Linked DNA regions of Homo sapiens: region 1 is linked to region 2. Evidence: chromatin loops called from intact Hi-C (ENCODE). Cell type or tissue: psoas muscle. All regions are shown on one strand.

What was found. Peaks named below come from ENCODE experiments on the same cell type or tissue, not always from the same donor. Only the 100,000 strongest peaks of a DNase experiment are listed, where the experiment ranks them.
Region 1: it touches region 2 in a loop (5-fold over the local background); 2 of 110 quality-filtered maps call a loop at or near these places.

What each region holds. Positions count from the first base shown.
Region 1 is chr17:10,623,778-10,626,277 of GRCh38, forward strand. It overlaps MYHAS (myosin heavy chain gene cluster antisense RNA), which reads left to right. Exons shown (of 11, transcript NR_125367.1): 11 at 1-1,763. Among named protein-coding and RNA genes, the nearest start is that of MYH3, 32 kb to the right of the region's middle. In psoas muscle, no CTCF peak of the experiment used is centred here; DNase peaks (open chromatin) are centred at 1,043 and 1,354; H3K4me3 peaks cover 1,137 bases; H3K27ac peaks cover 2,500 bases.
Region 2 is chr17:10,383,256-10,385,755 of GRCh38, forward strand. All of the region lies in intron 1 of MYHAS (myosin heavy chain gene cluster antisense RNA), which reads left to right. Among named protein-coding and RNA genes, the nearest start is that of MYHAS, 1.4 kb to the left of the region's middle. In psoas muscle, no CTCF peak of the experiment used is centred here; a DNase peak (open chromatin) is centred at 1,066; H3K4me3 peaks cover 721 bases; H3K27ac peaks cover 1,020 bases.

The sequences.
Region 1 (2,500 bases), 240 kb after region 2:
GATTGTAGCTGGAGATAATGAATTGAAAAGCTGGTCTCTGTTTCTGGAAATGATGCCAGGAGGCCCTCAAAATAAACGCCCACCTGTCCTTCAGGTCTCAACACCTGTTGCTCTTGGGACAGAGATCCCAGGCCCAAAATAGGCACAGCTGCTATGGATGCTCGTCTTGCCCTCCTGGAGCTGAGACTGGGCCATGTTTGGAAATATGTCTCCCTCCATCCCCTCCTCCCATCCTCATTTGGAGCCTTAGGGCTTTAAGACGTGAGCTCTTTCCTCGCTCCCTCTCCCCAGTCTTTCTTGGGTATCTCTGCTCCTCCCATCACCTGTTCCTGGGCATGGCATAGGCAGTTGGTAAATGACAGATGAATGAATACATGTACAAGGAAACACAGATCTGAAATTTCTAGCAGCAAAGTTTGGAGCAGGAAGCTCTGGCTGGCCCTGGGCTTTTTGCTAAGGGTGTTCTGGCTTCGCGTGGCAGCACCCCTCCCCACCGGGCCTTTGCCAGGACGCTCGATCCTCTCTTCGGGCTTCTGAGCAGTGTGAATTGCAAACAGCCATGCCCACTCCCCAGGCCAAGAAAACCAAGTTCATGGCCAGGATTGCTCACAAAAAAAAAAAAAAAAAAAGAACCACTTCTGCCTTATCATTCTCTCTTTATTACCGAAATGCGGAGACAGAAAGTCAACAGAGAAAGAATTGTTTTCCCCAAGGCCACACAGATTGCTCCAACACTTGACTTTTCCTGCTAGGAACTCAATCCAAGAGATGGGCTTTCTTTTGTTCTCTGACTATAAAAGGGTGTCACCTTGTCACCATCTTCTATCACACAGGACCCCTATGGGCTTGGTTTGGTTTTGTTCTTTCATCATTATTATTTGGAAAGTTATATTTCCTTTACTGTCCTTGAGGTGTGAGGCTTCACCTCATCTTGTCTCCATATCCCTGAGTCACTAAGGAGTCCTATGTCAATGACACCTCTCCATATGCTTTACCTAAGCTGCCCCTTCTCTCAGCAAGTTCGCGCCAGGCTTCCCCATGAAGGCCACCTAAGGGTGTCTATCGTCCCCCTCCTAAATCTCCCCAGGACTTTTGAACAAGGGCCATGTCCAGTTTAATGTCACACAAAGAAGACTCATCAAAGCCCAGGAGTTGGGAGTTCTTGCTCCTCACTGCCATGGAAAGCATGAAACATCTGAGATAAAAATAATCTGTGCCATCCCCTGGCTCCGGATGGACAGCAGTTGGGGCATGAGCGCCTCCAGAATGTCTCAGCATTGCTGAGGGTAACCGGATCGCCGCTCAGATCCAGCAGGCAGCCTCAGAACCTCCCAGCTGCTGTTGTTTTTAGCACCGGGATTATTGGTAGGGGTGTAAATAGACATCTGTGTTCTGGGTGGCTCGCTCACCCCACATTCCTAGGCACACTTGTTTTATTAAAGCTCTCAGCTGTCGGGTGATCCAGGCGTGGAGAAATGAAAGGCCGCCCTCACCAGCTGGTGGTGGACTGCAAACTGCAACCAGTTTTCCCCCATAAGGACATGTTACTCCTATTAGAAACTGTGTCCCTCACATGTCCTTAAGAAGCGGGCCATCTGCCAATCATAAATCGAGATCTCAGCCGTTCCAAATAAAGAAAGAGTCTACCCTCCTTGCTGGCAGTCCTTTTATAGTTGACAGATTTTTTTTTTTAATCTTGTGCTTGGCCATGTATTTCTTGTGTAATTAAAAAATTATAAAAGGTAATAAAAAATACAAATCCACTGCTAAGAGATTTAAGACTCAATAAAAATTTCAGAAAGCCAGAGGTTTCTGGATAGTATGAGGATTACAAGGAGAAGGTTAATAAATTCCATGTCCCAACACCAGAAAAAAAGAATAAAAGAGAAAAAACAAGGCTATTTATGAAAAGGAAAAGTAATTAGAAATGGCCCTTAATGGCTGAGTGTGGTGGCTCATACCTGTAATCCCAGCACCTTGGGAGGCCGAGGCGGGTGGATCACCTAAGGTCAGAAGTTCGAGATCATTCTGGCCAACATGGTAAAACCCCGTCTCTACTAAAAATACAAAAAAATTAGCCAGGCATGGTGGCGTGTGCCTGTAGTCCCAGCTACCTGGGAGGCTGAGGCATGAGAATTGCTTGAAACCGGGTGGCAAAAGTTGCACTGAGCCAAGATCGCACCACTGCGCTCCAGCCTGGGTGACAGAGTGAGACTCCTTCTCAATAAAAATAAAAAATATAATAAGAAATGGTCCTTAATTTGGAGAGGCTCACCCAAAAAAGTGAGCCTGAAGAGAAGGCGCCCTTCATTCTTTTGCCACCCTGTTCTGGAGCCCATGTACGAAAGAGCCAGTGGATATTGCAAATGAGCTAAAGTCACCCAAGTTCCTACTGAATGGTCAAAGGTCCTATCTTAAGAGAGGCTCTCTGAGGATGGGGTGGGCTGAGGTGGTGGACAAGAGGAGGGTTATAGAGAAACACCTGGAGGACGCTAACAGA
Region 2 (2,500 bases):
CCGCGATTTATTTGTGCTGTGTAATTCCAGACAGTAGATCCGTGAAGGACTGTGTGGTGGGGAGGGTATGAAATTGAGTGTGGAGAGGGCATTTGAGGGCAAGTCCCATGACTGACTGGGCCAGACAGAAAATTTAAAATTCTTGTCAACAAAGCCCGTTTGAAAATTTTCAGTGCATACATAGCCATATTATTATGTTGTACATGTGGTACACATAAATATTCCTGTTTTTTTTTTTTTTTTTTTTTGAGACGGAGTAGCACTCTTGTCGCCAGGCTGGAGTGCTGTGGCGTGATCTGGGTTCACTGCAACCTCCACCTCCCGGGTTCAAGTGATTCTCCTGCCTCAGCCTCCTGAGTAGCTGGGATTACAGGCACCCGCCACCACGCCTGGCTAATTTTTGTACTTTTAGTAGAGACGGGGTTTCGCCATGTTGGCCAGGCTGGTCTCAAACTCCTGACCTCAGGTGATCCGCCCGCCTCGGCCTCCCAAAGTGCTGGGATTACAGGCATGAGCCACCGCACCCGGCTACACATATATTCTTATATAAAGTCAGGTTCAGATACTCAAATCCGTGGGTACCAATTGAATTATTTTTCCAAATAGTGGAAAAAGTGATGATTTTGTTGCTCAGAAGGTACTACCTTTCCCATCCATGTTTTAAACATAATTTCTCATACTTTGAGCCTTCACACTGCGCAGTACCTCAGTTTCCCCAGGAAAGCCACAAGCCATAGTTTCTGTGAGGAGCTGAGAAGATAGTTTGCCCTCTTGTGAAGGTCAGCCTATTGGAATCTAAGAGAAGCCCTGTTTTGGGTGTGTTCCCCAAGGGAGATGTTTTTCTCCTTCACCATGGAGAGGCTTTCTTTTTTCTTGCGGCCTCCGGAAGCGGCATCTTAGTGGCCCTTGGAACTAGGAGGGAGGAATCAGGCTGGCAAATTCTATCCTTAAGCAAGGTTCTTTCCATCTGCCCACGGCTGATTCTTCAGCTTCTCGCTTTGGAAAATGTGACCGATGGAGTCTGCGATGACGGTTCCTAGGGACACCGATATGTGGAACATGTGCCCAAACCTCTGCCACAGCCAGGAGGCAGAATTTAAGTTTGCTTACTGACAGCTGCTGTGTGTCAGTCCTGGAATGTTAATCCTTACAGAGAGCTTGGATGACAGGCAACAGCTTTTAGCAGCTGTGCTAATGATCTCATCCATCAAACGACCCTCTCTTCACCTTACTGTTGTCAGTTATATCCACGTCTTTGATGAGAAGTGGATATGAAATCTTAAGAGGCAGGTTACTTTTATTTATTTTAAAAACATGAGCCTTTAAAAGAATTCCAAAAATAGTACACACATTGAAAAACATAATCAAACATACTGAAGGAAAATTTTAAATCTTGCCTAAAATTTTAGCATAGAAGTCATCTCTACCTAAATTTTGGTTTAAATCCTTTCACATTTTTTTCCATGTTTTTATGTATCCTTTTTTCTTTCTTTTTTTTTTTTTTTTTTGAGGCGGAGTCTCATTCTGTTGCTAGGCTGGAGTGCAGTGGTGCGATCTTGGCTCACTACAACCTCCGCCTCCTGGGTTCAAGTGTTTCTCCTGCCTCAGCCTCCCCTGTACCTGGGACTACAGGCGAGTGCCACCATGCCCAGCTAATTTTAATATTTTTTAGTAGAAACGGGGTTTTACCATGTTGGCCAGGATGGTATCCAGCTCCTTTTTTTTTTTTTTTTTTTAGATGGAGTCTCGCTCTGTCGCCAGCCTGGAATGCAGTGGTGCGATCTCGGCTCACTGCAACCTCTGCCTCCCAGATTCAAGTGATTCTCCTGCCTCAGCCTCTGGAGCAGCTGGGACTGCAGGTGTGTCACCATGCCCAGCTAATTTTTGTATTTTTAGTAGAGATGGGGTTTCACCATGTTGGCCAGGATGGTCTCGATCTCTTGACCTCATGATCCGCCCACCTTGGCTTCCCAAGGTGCTGGGATTACAGGCATGTGCCACCACGCCTGGCCAATTTTTATGTATTCTTAAACACATACACAATTGAGATATCAGTCTGCAAGCACTGTTTTGTATTCTGCTTTTAGAACACATTTTAAAATTTTCTCATGATATTAACTATTCTTTTAGATTATGATTTTTAATAGTTACGTAGTGTACCATGCTTTGAAGATAACATAATTTATATAACAAATTTTCTATTATTGGGCATTTAGGGTGCTCTAAGTTTCTGTTCTTTAAAATATTCTGCTAAGTATATATGTGTACATAAATGCTTATGCATATCTTTAATTGTTAAATCTATAGAATAGACTTTCTGGGCAAAGGCTAAAGATAGTTTTCAGTTTGCAACAGTGGAGTCCCTGTTATTGGAGCCTTCACAATAATGATATTGCATAGGAAAACAAAAAGTATTCACTAACGATCTTGTTGATCATTATGTATTGTAAATATGCAATAATCAATTTAAGTTGAATGCAAAGTAAAATGAGAAATCTTG